Linked DNA regions of Homo sapiens: regions 1, 2 and 3 are each linked to region 4. The links are chromatin contacts, found by Hi-C in ENCODE. All regions are on one chromosome and are shown on one strand. The core of a region is the stretch at or near the end of the contact, and the rest is flanking DNA. Distances in the headings are between cores, read along the strand shown. Region 1 holds the start of PLEKHA1 (pleckstrin homology domain containing A1). Region 2 overlaps LHPP (phospholysine phosphohistidine inorganic pyrophosphate phosphatase). Region 3 overlaps FAM53B (family with sequence similarity 53 member B). Region 4 overlaps LINC02641 (long intergenic non-protein coding RNA 2641).

What was found. A loop is a pair of places that touch in the nucleus more often than their neighbours do. Pooled maps may share reads with other maps.
Region 1: a loop to region 4 is called in a pooled map, with 8 times the contacts of the local background. The contact joins the promoter of PLEKHA1 here to the enhancer-like site in region 4. A Hi-C loop is called at or near these places in 6 of 37 single-sample maps with no recorded cell type and 5 of 50 pooled maps.
Region 2: a loop to region 4 is called in a pooled map, with 4 times the contacts of the local background. The contact joins two enhancer-like sites. A Hi-C loop is called at or near these places in 1 of 168 maps with a recorded cell type or tissue (OCI-LY7), 1 of 37 single-sample maps with no recorded cell type and 5 of 50 pooled maps.
Region 3: a map of GM12878 shows a loop between it and region 4 (2.6-fold over the local background). The contact joins two enhancer-like sites. A Hi-C loop is called at or near these places in 1 of 168 maps with a recorded cell type or tissue (GM12878), 7 of 37 single-sample maps with no recorded cell type and 4 of 50 pooled maps.

Annotation. Positions count from the first base shown.
Region 1 is chr10:122,373,366-122,376,549 of GRCh38, forward strand. PLEKHA1 (pleckstrin homology domain containing A1) reads left to right here and starts at 1,343. Exons shown (of 12, transcript NM_001001974.4): 1 at 1,343-1,441. RefSeq lists silencers at 1,051-1,200, 1,341-1,450, 1,491-1,560, 1,581-1,740, 1,751-1,950.
Region 2 is chr10:124,599,665-124,602,859 of GRCh38, forward strand. The region is part of intron 6 of LHPP (phospholysine phosphohistidine inorganic pyrophosphate phosphatase); the gene reads left to right. Among named protein-coding and RNA genes, the nearest start is that of FAM53B-AS1, 100 kb to the right of the region's middle. Within about 2 kb of position 1,772, at least 3 of the 41 ENCODE cell types and tissues checked have a DNase peak (open chromatin) inside an H3K27ac peak, as active enhancers do; they include OCI-LY7, where a contact is called at or near this core.
Region 3 is chr10:124,717,424-124,720,744 of GRCh38, forward strand. All of the region lies in intron 1 of FAM53B (family with sequence similarity 53 member B), which reads right to left. Among named protein-coding and RNA genes, the nearest start is that of FAM53B-AS1, 15 kb to the left of the region's middle. Within about 2 kb of position 1,913, at least 33 of the 41 ENCODE cell types and tissues checked have a DNase peak (open chromatin) inside an H3K27ac peak, as active enhancers do; they include GM12878, where a contact is called at or near this core.
Region 4 is chr10:123,396,835-123,400,006 of GRCh38, forward strand. All of the region lies in intron 6 of LINC02641 (long intergenic non-protein coding RNA 2641), which reads left to right. Among named protein-coding and RNA genes, the nearest start is that of LINC02641, 50 kb to the left of the region's middle. RefSeq lists an enhancer at 1,251-1,560. Within about 2 kb of position 1,482, at least 2 of the 41 ENCODE cell types and tissues checked have a DNase peak (open chromatin) inside an H3K27ac peak, as active enhancers do; they include GM12878 and OCI-LY7, where a contact is called at or near this core.

The DNA of each region.
Region 1 (3,184 bases), core at 93-2,592, 1.0 Mb before region 4:
CTTCACTACACCTCTGATTCAGATAACAGGTAGGCTTCCTCTAAGATTTTAATAAAGACAAACTCAAAATCCTGTATGATGCCCCATGAAGAGAAACAAGTCAGGAGGCCAGGCTGAGCCCCCAGACTTCTAACCCAGTTCGCAAATAAAGAAAGTGGCAAAGTAGATAGATTCCAGCCTGTCACCAGGGTTGTGTCTTCTGTCCTAGCAGCTGTACAGCTTGTCTTACCACTGGACATTTGTTTCATGTACATTTTCACATAGGAAGGATATTCTAAAAGATGTTGATAAAGATTTTTTAAAGGGTTTGAAGGGGATAGGATGTGATCTAAGGTTGTGCAAGGAGAGGAAAGGAAGAAGCACACAAAAAGAACAAATATTTATTAAGAGCCTAGAGTGGCATGCGCTGTGAAAGGCGTGGCATGTAATTCTTTCCCAGTTCTTTGCCTGTCTGAATATTTCTCATTCTTCAGGTTTCAGCTCAGATATCACATCCTCAGAGAACTTGCCTTGCCACTCTCTCTGAAGAGCCTCCCCCCGTCCCCGCCACCGCTACTGTCTCTTGAACTTTCTCAGTCTGGCCATTCTATTAAAATCTGGAACGATTTTGCTAGTTTGCGGACGAGTTTCCCCCAAGCTGCAGGCTCCATAAGGGCAGTGACAGTGTCTCTTTCTCAGATGAATGCCGGGTTGCCTATCGCGTACTTGGCACACAGTTAAGTGCTCGAGAAATTGCTAAACACTCAACGAATATTTACCAGAATACATATTTATGCTCCACCGTTGCTGAAAGAATTTCGACTAACCCTTCTTTAAGTCTCTCTTACCCTCCTGTACTATTAACACCATTGTAAGTAGGCAGTGGAGCTACATTTGCAGGGAGAGAGAAGAGCGAAAAATTGGCGCGCAGAGCTGTAAAGCGTTTTTCTCCAGGTCACACCGCAGCCTGTAAATTTGTGACACTTGGACCGATTATGGGACAGCTTGCAAACAAATTATCTGCAAACTAACGAAGCCTATTTTTAAAGATCCCTGTTCCTCGCAGCTCTAGGCGATGACATCAGAGAACCCGGAGTTCTACCTCCGAGCCAAGCCCAGTGGTGGTCAAAAACTACGAATACCAGGAAGCACCGCGGCGCGGCGGCCCAGAGCTCCGCGCGCAGGCCTCCCCGGCGCGCCGAGGCCGCCGCCGCTGGAACCAGGAAGACGCCAGAAACTCGGCCCGCCACGCCGCAGGGACCCGCGCGGGGCCTGCCGGGACTCGTAGTCTCTGCGGGCTGGGAGCGCCCGCTCCGGAATCTCAGCCGCCGTCTGAGGGCTGAGGCAGCGTGGGGACGCGTGCGCAGTGCGCGGGCTGGCCGTCGCGGACGCCGCTCCGGGCAGCCGAGCCTCTGTGGGAGCCGGGGCCGCGGCGGCGCGGGTGCTCCGGGCCGAGGCCGCGGTAAAGTTTAGCTTGAAGAACGCGGCCGCGCTGGAGCAGGGGTGGTGGACGGGGCCAGGCGCGAGGTGGCGGCGGCTGCGGGGCTGCCGGGCTGCTGGAGCGCGGTTCCCGCTGTGGCGAGCGGGGAGGCGTCCGCAGAGGGGCGGTGGGTGCTGGTGAGTGCGGAGCCGGCGCCCCCTCTGCGCACGTCCGCGCCACGCGCCACAGCACCTGGAGGCCGCCGGGCCGGCTCACCTGCCCTGGCTTGGGGCAGCGGGAGGGGGCGGCGTCTTCTTCCCGTGGGTCCCCGATTGTTTTCCCGACGTCAGCCCTCAGCGGCGCCCGGCGGGGGAGGGCGGGAGGCCCGCGGCGGTCGCGGGGCCGACGAGCTCCTCGGCGTCTCCGCCCCCCGAGAAATCCCGCTCGGGGCGCGGTGCGCGCAGCTGCCCGGGGATTCCCGGTGGCGCCGGTCGGAGCGCCTCCCTCCAGGGCTGTGCCCGCGGGGCGCGCGTCCCCGGGCATCCTTTCCTGGTGTTTAATGCATTTTGGCTTCAGGACTTGCCGAGGCCGAAGCCGGCTCCGCCCTGGGCCCTGAAGTCGGGCGGTGTCCGCGATTTACCTCCGCACCTTCGGGGCAGGTGGCCAGAGGCAGCGTTGAAAGCGACTTGCCCAAGGTCACGCAGGTGGCACCGGGGAGGCGACCAGACCCAGGTCTTTCGACGCCGAGGCCAGCTGCCAACCGCAGAGCTTTGGGGCCGTCTTGAGTGGTTTGTGGTTTGTTTCAGATGCTTTCTATTGACCTCCTGGAAAGAGGGGAAAGTGTGTCATAATGAAAGCGGTCCTGTTGCTTATAGTGTTTACCGCCTTTGGTAGAATTCTGGTGAGGCTGTGCCCCCGCGCAGAGCATCTACCGTGGTCTGGGCGTATAAATAATGAAACTCCTTTGCTCTCTGGGGGCAGTACAAGAAGAGGTTCAAGGAACAAATAAATATCCAGGCAGTTTCTGCGTTTTCCTCGTCTGTTTGTTTCACCTTCCAATTCTGCAGTACTGGTTTTCTTATTTTACAATTGATCGTTGTTTTAATAAGATTTTCTTTGTTTTAATGAAGTCATTGCCCCTTGTGAGTTAGTTTTCTAAATAGAAAATCTTATTTCCTGTGTGTTTAATGACTGGAACAAATAGTGCACTATGAGGTTTACACCATTGTCTTTCATCTTAGAACTCCTGATCAATCTGCTTTATTTTCCCAAGTACTCAGCTTGCATACTTTCTATGTTAATTTGATGCCACTGAAACCATTTACAGCAAAGTTTGGGTAAGAGTTATGTGATTGTTTTGTGAAACTGTGTTTTTCTTCACAATCTGAAGAACTTGAAGACCCGTTATATTAAAATAATAAGATTTATTCTGATCAAAATACCTGTTTACTTTTCATGCTCTTAATTTTTCCTGTTGACACACTTGTGGCAAAAGAAATATTTCCCCTAGTGGAGTTAAAGTATTTTTTATCTTGGCCAATTTTCCCAAGGAAAATTGCATTTTAGAGTACTGATACATTTAAAAAAGAGTATTTAAGTTTGACAGAATTTGAATTAATAAAGTAGTTAATTTATTTTATACTGCCGTAAACCTTACACTGTATCTACTGACAGTTTTCTCTTGTAGCGTATACCTGTATCAAGATATATGGCTGTGAATTTAGTGACATTAAGAAGATATATATATATATATATATATATATATATATAATATAAATATATGTG
Region 2 (3,195 bases), core at 522-3,021, 1.2 Mb after region 4:
GGAGAAAAAGAGAAGCCACTTTTGCTGTCTGGACATGCTGTGGGTGTCCTGGGGAATGTGCTGGCCCACTGCTTGGGGCCTGACTTGGAGTGCCCAGGAGCTGCGTCTGCACTGTGGCTTGAACCGAGTGTCGTGCTCTGTGGACAGAGCCATCCACTCTGGGGGTGCTCGTCCCATGGCACTGTCAGCCCCCATTCTGGAAGGTCCCAACTGGGTCCCCCAGGCCTGTGTCCCAGAGACCTTCCAGGTCTTCATTCACTGATCATGCATTTATTTTGGGGGTAGGATAGGTCCTGAAGACCACAGGGCAGGGATCTCTGAGTTGGGGCTTTTGCGGAGTGAGGGAGTGAGAGGGTGTTCCAGGCAGAGGAGGTGGCAGAGAAAGGCACCAAGTGAGGCAGGGGCAGTTGGGGACATGAGTGCTCGGGAGCGGGGAGAGGGGGCAGCTGGTGGGTAAGCAGAGGCCAGCTCCAAGGCCCCCCTGTGGGCCACATTAGGGAGACAGGGTCTGGCCTTGTTGGTAGCGCGGCCCCTCGCAGTGATGGGTCCCCTGTCAGACCTCCAGGATCCTGGGTTGCTGGTTTGGCGCAGCCCCGGCTTCTGTGAGCTTTTGTTTCTGTTACTGGCACCTGCAGCTCTTCCTAGGCCCCTGCCCTGGGGCACTGGTGCCTGCTTCGCCAAAGGCACAGAGGGCTGCAGGCGACTGGGGCAGGGTGGGGGGCTCGCCTCTTAGGGCTCAGCTTCACTGGCCAGAAACAGGGCTGGCTCGATCTGGGTGTTGGCCTGGGTGGGGTGGCCAGCATGCCCACACCTCTCAGTCTGGATGTGGGGAGAGGTTGTTCCATCCAGGGCAGTTGGTCTCCAGAAGGAAATTCTCTGTATCTGGGTGCTGCAACCTAGGTGCCCGGGGTCTCACGCAGTGGGGCCTCCCCGGAGGAGGTGAAGTGCATGTGGCCCCTCGTGCTGGATGGAGCTGGACTCTAGGGAGGACCAGGAGGGTGAGCTCAGGCCAGGGCGCCAAGGCCCTGAGCCCCAGGGGCCTGCCTGTCTGCCCATCATTCCTCCACTCATGGGGAGGGACTGCCCCCCAGCCCAGATTTCTAGGAGGGCCGAGGCTCACAGGAAGCCAATGCCAGGCGATAACCCACAGTCCCCAGTGGTCAGTAGGAAGGAGGCTGCCTGCTTGTGTGCTCATTAGGAGCCAAGGCCATGAGGCCACTAACGGAATGTCCCTGATCTCAGGGATCTCAGTGTGGAGGTGGCAGCACACAGGTAACCAAACAATTGTGGCAGATTGATGGGTGCTTTGATGGGGTCCACACAGTTACCGTGGAGTGCAGAGTGGGCACCTAACTGAGGAGGCAAGGGTTGGAGGGAGGAAGGTTTCAGGGAAGACTTCCTGGAGGAGGTGACTTGTTCTTAGGGAATGAGGCCCAGGGAGCTAAAGCTTTAGGGCAGGGCAGCAGATTCAGAGACACCCCCAGGGGTAGGGGGAAGTGCACTAGAGTGACGTGTGCCTGGCGTGGGAACAGGGAGACATTAGAGAATAGTGGGAGTGTGGCAGGCTGGGCCCGCCTTGCCCCTTTCAAGGAAGCAGCTGCCGCGTCACACGCTGCAGCGCAGTGCTGCCCATGGTTTGTCGGCCCATATTGTGGGATCTTTCAGATTTTCTCAAGAAGCCAGGTTTCCAGCTCCTAGGTTTGAAAAGTTCTATGTGCGCTTGACCGGGGGGCCTTACGTACGTGAATTGGGTGAGGGCCTGAGACAGGCGGGTGAGCACTTGCCCCACACTCCAGCCAGGATTGGGGGTTCAAGGTACCGCATTTGCCACGTGAGGGAGTCTCTGGAGACCACCAACCCGCTGGTGGGCGGCCAAGCGTCACCACCAGTCCCTCTCAGTGCGTCCCACCTCTGTTCTCAGCCCCTGCGGTGCCCGCAGTCAGTGGGGCAGTGAGAACCGCGCAGGAAATAGCTGGCGCCATGGTGTCGGTTCTGGTTGACAGAGTGCCACCTGGCTAAACCCAGCCGTAAATAAGCCCCGTTTCCTCCCTGTGGACAGAGACTGGTGGGTGCCAAGGTTCACGGCAAAAACCCTTCCCCGCCAGGCCCCACTGCTCTCTGCCTGGCTGGCACACGCCCTTGCCTCAGGCCTGGCTCCCCGGGTCCTGTTGACCACCAGGCTGCAGATCCCAAGGAATGCAGGCATCTGGGTGGCCCCACGTGGAGCACCAGCCATGGGGAGGCCGTGGGCTACCAGGCCCTGCGTGCACTCGCAGCATGCACCACTCCTTCTCCAGGTCCCGTTGACCTCCATGTGTGCTGTGCCCCGTCCTCCGCTGCACTGCCTCTTCGTAGTGCCCCAGCTCCATCCGGGGGTGGGTGGGAGTGGAGACCCCTGCCTACAGGCCTCCGGGTCTAGCCAGAGTCAACCAGCCCACCAGAGACACCCAGATGCAGGCTATGCCCCACGTGCCCAGGGAGGATCTGCTGACGTGAGCCCAGATTTCGATTCTTGTGCGAGGGAGACGAACCAGGTTTAAACCCCAGCTCTGCCACTTCTGGCTGTGACTTTGAGCATGGCTGTTCATCTCTGGGGGTCTCTCTCCTCATCTCAGAGAAGCAGATCATGGTGCGCACCCCATGGCGCGCTGTGCAGAGCACATAGAGACGCCACCCACAGCTGGCTTACTGCAGAGGTGTGGGCCCATTGTGGTATCGCTGATGTCCTGGAGGCCACAAGTCTGCTAGCTAGAGGAGCCTCACCTGCATCCCGGGGCCTGCCCACTGGCTGGTGGAGAGCTCTGGGTTGTGGGCAGCAGGCAGGCCTATTTCCAGTGAGTCTGTGGCTCCTGGGGGTGTGTGAGACCTTGGGCAGATCCCTTCCTGTGCCTCGGTTTACCCACTAGGGCTCAGAGCCCTGGGGGACTGGCTCAGTGAGTGCCTCCTTCTGCGAGGAGAGACTTTTGTCCTTACTAGCCAGAGGACAGGTCAGCCGGGGCAGGCTCTGGGCCCTGGGCACCACCCACTGGAAGGAAAGGGGGTTCAGTTAGCCCAGCCCTGCCCCCCAATGGAAGAAAATTGGGGTTCAGTTAGCCCAGCCCTGCCCCACCCCAGCTCTTCACACATCCAGATCCAGATGGGGGCCAGACCACCAGGAGACTGTAAGGATCCAAGGCCGAGGGGCAGGAGACGCAG
Region 3 (3,321 bases), core at 663-3,162, 1.3 Mb after region 4:
ATGCCTGTCCTGGAACAACTGCTATGCTGGCCTTTCCAGTCCTACTCAGACCTGACCTGCAGTTCAAGGTCCCAGGAAACTGGACAAAGGCAAAGGCCAAATCCTTACTTGCTGCCATCAAAGTGCCCTGGCTATGACCTCCCATAAAGCAGAGTCGGAGCAGGCCACAGGGACTCTTCCAATGGGTGGGACCGAGGTAGCGGGGAGGTGGTGTTGCAGAACCTGCCCCTCTCTTACATATCCATGGGGTGAGGATGGGGATGTATGCGTGATTGCATTTTCCAAGCTCAATCCTTATGCATACAGGGGCATCTTGGTGTCTTTCAGTGACGCTAACAACAACCTGATTTAGAGGAGTTTCTTGGAGAGCCAGGAAGTTAGCCAGTGACCAGTTTTGACATCTTCATCTTCTAGGACAACTCTCAGGACAAGAATCTCCTTTTCCTTTACAAAATGTTTATGAGCTCTCGGACTCTCCCTCTCCTGCAGGACAATCCACCCCCAGCCCAGGCTACAGACACAGCTTTCCTACCGGTGCAGCTCCAGTCACTCAGCAGGCAGGGAGAAGCATTCCTGTTGGTGTCTACAGCTCTCACAGAACCCCCAAAGACACTGCACAGAGGGAAGGTAATCTCTCAGCAGCTGGGCCTTGGAACACAGCTGCGAGGGCAGTGATCTCTTTATCTAGGAGGCCTGCAGGCTGGTAGCCCCAACACACCGGTCTAAGACTATATCACACTGGGACATGACAGGTGATGCAAGAAGGTCCCAACAAGCTCTGTAAGAACTGCTATAGGCACGAGAGGCACCAGGTTGCCCATGTGCCACCCACTCATCAGAGGTCACATCCTAACCTCAGCTCACACTTCAGGACTTCCCCCTTCCTGATCTGACTGAGTCATATCTACCAACCTACAGGGTCTGTTGTAGAAATTAATCAGACAGGCTCATCAATCACATGGTAAGCCTTCCGCCTTCTCCCTTCTACCCCCACATCGCGCTGCAAGCTCCACCACACATTCGAGAATGCCATCATCTGCCAAAACAAAACTGGAGGGACTCTAAGCTGCCAGGCGGGTCTGTCACATGACAAGTATACCCGAGCTCTGTGGCACCTCTCAGGTCAAACAGCCAAAGCTATCTACCTGACTCCTACTGCAGGGGAGGGTTCTGGAGGGCAGGATAAATTCTAGTAAGACTACTCCCACCACCAGCCACAGCACAATGGCGGGGGAGCCGCTGCATGTGTAACAACAGCCATCTGTCTATTCACAGATCAAAATAGCACCAGATTCTTGCCTCTTAAGGCAGAGAAAGAGATTTCTGCAAAGAAGGGCTTCACCGCCAGGCGCAGTGGCTCACGCCTATAATCCCTGCACTTGGGCAGGCTGACGCAGGTGAAATGCTTGAGCCCAAGAGTTCAAGACCAGCTGGGCAACATGGAGAAATCCCCATCTCTATAAAAAATTTAAAAAATAGCCAGGTATGGTGGCATACACCTGTGGTCCCAGCTACACAGGAGGCTGAGTAGGGAGCCAGGAAGGTCAAGGCTGCAGTGAGCTATGATAGCAACACTTCACTACAGCTTAAGTGACAGAGAAAGATCCTGTCTCACAAAAAAAATAAAAAAAAAGAAGAAGAAGAAAGAAGGAAGAAGACGAAGAAAGGCTTCATGAAGTCCTAATTCAAAGCTAAGTCCAGGCATTTGGCTTTAAATTACTTAGAACTGGCCACGGAATTAATCTAAGAAGTTTGGAGGAACAGCTGCTCAACGGGTCTTGAGCTCCTTCTTTATTTTTTGGCATGCCATGGGGGTGGGGGAACAGGAGAAGAAAGGGGCACCTCATTTGCAAACACTTGCCCCACTTCCTTCTAAGCACTCTGGATATGACAATCAGGCCTCCTGACTTAGGGCAAAGACCTGGGTGGAGGGGTGTTAAAGAGGAAATGACACAGCCAACCAGAGTCACCCGGCTTTAAAGCAAACACCTTGGGATGCCAAGGTGAACTCTTCTCGGCTTTTCGTTACAGATCTAAGCGAGAGTCAAAAGACTCTGGAAGAGTTAACCCAACTTCCAAAAATGAGTAATCATCTTCCTCGTTAGAAATGGCCCAGGCTCCAGAAACAAAGATTCATTCTATTGTTTGTCCGCAGCACACCCCAAAATGCTTGAAAGACTGCCAAGTACACCAGCTGCGGCTATAGCTGTCACTGTCCCCCTAGTGGAGCCATCTGAACCAGGCTTGGTTGTACTTCCCTTGCTCTCAGGAAGCTCATTCACTAAGTCAGCAGCAAAACTCTAAAGCCAGGCCTCTGAGCACTCCTCCATGCACCTCCCAAACCAAATGTGGACTGGCCTTCACCTCGCTGTGGAAAGGGGTTCTTCCCCAGTGTCATCTGGATGGAGTTCAAAAATGTGCAGGAGAAGGAAAAGTTACACATCAAAAAACCAACACGGCCGGGCACAGTGGCTCACGCCTGTAATCCCAGCACTTTGGGAGGCCAAGGCAGGCAGATCACCTGAGGTAAGGAGTTCGAGACCAGCCTGGCCAATATGGTGAAACCCTGTCTCTACTAAAAATACAAAAATTAGCAGGGTGTGGTGGCGGGCGCCTGTAATCCCAGCTACTTGGGAGGCTGAGGCAGGAGAATTGCTTGAACCTGGGAGGTGGAGGTTGCAGTGAGCCGAGATCGCGCCATTGCACTCCAGCCTGGGTGACAAAAGAGAGACTTCATCTAAAAAAAAAAAAAAAAACAAACAAACCACCAACACTGGCCACCTCGATCAGGAGCAGACCCAAGGGAGGTGGCATAGATATGTTCTCAGACTTAAAAATAATAATAATACCAGCCTAGGCAATATAGTGAGACCTCGTCTTGACAAAAAATAAATTAGCCAGGCATGGTGGCATGTGCCTGCAGCCCCAGATACTCAGGAGGCGGAAGCAAGAGAATCACTTAGGCAAGCCAAGGCTGCAGTCAGCCATGATCACACCACTGCCTCCAGCCTGGGCAATAAAGTGAGGTCCTAGCTTCGAAAATAATTTTTTTTTAAGTCATAAAATGTAAAAACAAAAAAAGAAACCCTATCCGACTGAATAACTGGATGGGATCAGAATTGATGAAATTTAACAAGTACTGGTCAGAGGTTGACATTGAAGCACCAAAACCCAGTTTCCAGTGTGCTGGATGAACAGTTAACAGCATGCCACCAGTCCTGACAAAAGCCTGCGTGGCAGGCAACTGTACTCATTCATTCAACAAACCCTTACTGAGTGACTACTTTGTGACTGCTGGGATGATGGTAGGGGCTGAAGACA
Region 4 (3,172 bases), core at 232-2,731:
GGCATCTCTCATTTGATAGCAAAAATTATTATGTATAAAGTTTCTCTTTCCTTCTCACCCCTTCCATAAGAAACAATAACTGTGCCCTTTGTATTGTTTTGAAAGTTTGTGTTGATGACGTCCATCATTAGTGAAAAATATGAAAGTAGGAAGGGAGAGGACAATTTCCTCCTGGCAGCTGGGTTCTGTTTGGTTTCTGGGAGGCCTGGCAGACAGGAGACCTGGAGTCCTGGCCTGGTTTTACTTCAACTCAATGGAGTGACCTTGGGCTAGTCCCCTTCTCCTTCTGACTGTGGTTTTGTGAAGATGCATCCATGGCTCACGTATGTGCAGGGCTCCAATGACAGCCCCTGCAGTCCAGGGCCAGGGAGCTAAGGTGCCCTTTGTCTGTGTGTTTTCCCTGTAGGGAGTGCCCCAGGATAAGCTGGTGAGATGGCAGGGTGGCACCTGAGTGGGCTTGGGCACCAGGCTGTCATGGCTGAGGACATCTGAAGGCAAAATTGCCTGGGGACAAGCAGCTTTGGGTGTCCCATCCAAGGTGCAGTGCAGGTCCACAGAGAGGAGGCACATCTTGAAGCCAGAGAGTGGCCCCCTCCACAACAGGAAAGGGCAAAGCAAGGACAAGGGGAAAGTGTCCTGGCAAAAAAACAAAAACAAAAACAAAACAAAAAAAACACACAACCCAAAACTGGAAATTCTCTTTCTCTTTCAGTTGAACCTCTTGGCTGGGCCAGTACCCGAAAAGCCACACCGAATAATCTTGGGGAATAGCTGTGCGACCATCCTTTCCCAGCATGCTCAGGATTCTGCAAATGTCCTCTGCCTTCTCTAAGGCCCCCATCTCCCTTTCAGGGTTCTGTAGCGTGTGTTCAACTTCTGGCCTGTGTCTTTCACTGTGTCGGGGTATTTTTAGGGGGATAGAATAGGGTGAGAAGCAACAGGAACTATCATGACTGGGGGGAATAGGCAGGCCCAGTATTAACGTGGCGTGTGTGTGTGTGTGTGTGTGTGTGTGTGTGTGTGTGTGTGTGTATTTGTGTGAATGTGTGCATGTGTGTGTTTGTGTTTGTGCATAGCACCTCAAGTGTAGGCATCTTTATTCCCAAGACAGCCCTTGCCAAAGACAGGGTCAAGTCACATGCTCTTAGACCTGATAATTCTGCTTATGTGATTTTCACTTCAAATGATTTCCTGTTAGGCATAAAGGTTTCTACTAAAGAAAAATTTAAGGTCCTCACACAAGCCACTTCTGCTCCTCCACTTCTTAAAGAACCAAGTTAGATTTTAGTGCATTCAGCATGGGGCAAAACAGTGTCTATTAATTAGACTTTCATTTCTATTGACAATGGGGCCTACAGGCCTTGCACTGAGGTGGACACAGACCTTTTGTGGTGCCCTGTTGATCCTGGTTCTGCTCGTGGAAAATTAGGCCTGATTGCCCTATGAAGGCCCCTTCTCTAGTTTCCCTCTCTCACCTGCTAAGTCTCCATTCTTCCTCTAACTGCTTTAAATAGGTCAGCTGAGTTTCATTCTTACAGTCATCAGGCCTTTGGTGAAGGCATCTGTGCTCTTGCTGAAGTCTGCAACATTTCCCAACATGCAGGCCAAGGGCCCTTCTCTTTCGGTCTGACCACTTGTCTGTTCATGCATGCATGCTTTCATTCATTCAGAAAATGTGTCAAGAAAAGAGCACATGATTTGGAGGCAGACGTAATTCAGTGGTGTGCCGGAGTGGGATATTTCCAGCTTGCAAAAGCGGATTGCTAAATTTGTAAGTGTTTTGCAGCTGGTTTTTAAACATATATTAAAAATGAAATTGTAGAAAATTGCAATTAAATAAATTATATCAAAAACAGAAAATAAATACTCAAAACTCATCATTTTCTAATTATTTTATAACATTGTATTACCATCTGTATCAGAGGTTTCCAAAGTTTTTCTATGAAAGTGCAGATAGTAAGTATTTTAGGCTTTCTTGTCTCTGACACACTATTCAGGTCTGCTGTTTTAAGGTAAAAGGAGCCACAGACAATGCATCAAAGAATGGGCATGGCTGTACTCCTGTAAAACTATTTATAAACATGTAGCACTAGATTTGGCCCATAGCCCAGGTCAAGTTTGCCAACTCTTGATCTATGCTTTTGAGGTTATTTATGTCTGTAATATCCTTCTGGTGGAAATACTGTATAATGGTTGCTCCCCAACTCTGCCTTCCATGAGCTCATGCTGGCAGCTTGGAATCAGCCATGGTGGGAGTATTTACACCACAGAAATTGGCAAACACTAACAATCAGTTCTCTTTTCCCAGAGAACTGGCTAAACATTCACGGGGACACCACTGGGTGCGTCTGAGTCTTGACTCCGTGTTATATTAGCTCTGTGGCCTTAGGCACATGATTTACTTTCTGAGCTTTAGTTACCTTCAATAAAGGCAGAGACTGTGCCTATCCCAGAGCACTGGCAGGGGCTGAAGTGACACAATGTGACCTAACGCGTGTAAAGCACACAGCCATGGGGCCTGGTTTAAGGGGGATTCACAGTTGAGACAAGAACTGGCTCTGGCCTCAGGAATTCTCAGGGTCCCGGAGGGAGAAGGTATAGCTCAACCATAGAACGTAAAAGAAAGAATCATAACCTGCAGTGGAAAGATCTGATCAGCCACTCTCCAACCTGGGGACTTCTGACAGCTGATTCTTGGGCCTCAGAGCTATGGTTTCAATCTCAACCACGACCCTCCAGGCAAGCCCTCTGCAACCCAGCTCCTGCCTCCACTTCCCACTGCTGACCCGACCACACACCCCGAGACCCTTCGCCCTTCCTGATGCACAGTCACGCCCTACAGTCCTTGTTCCCACTACCCCCCTCTTCCTGCGCCTCCCGTCCCTGCCCTTGTCTCTGGACTCAGCTCACAGGCAGCCTCCCTCCGTAGCTTCTCAGCCACTCCCAGATAGATCTCCCCATCTACAGGCTTCTATATCCTTGAGAGGGGATTCCAGCTCTTCCCCGTGGCCTGTGAGGCCCTGCACGCTCTGGACCCCTAGGAATGAATCATGTTTGGTATTTTCTATATTTTATGATGCTTTGACATCTTGGGGACCTTACTGGCCAGAAAGCAAATTGCCTGCAAGCCCACCACCACTCACATGTAACCAACCAGTCCAGGGCCCATTCT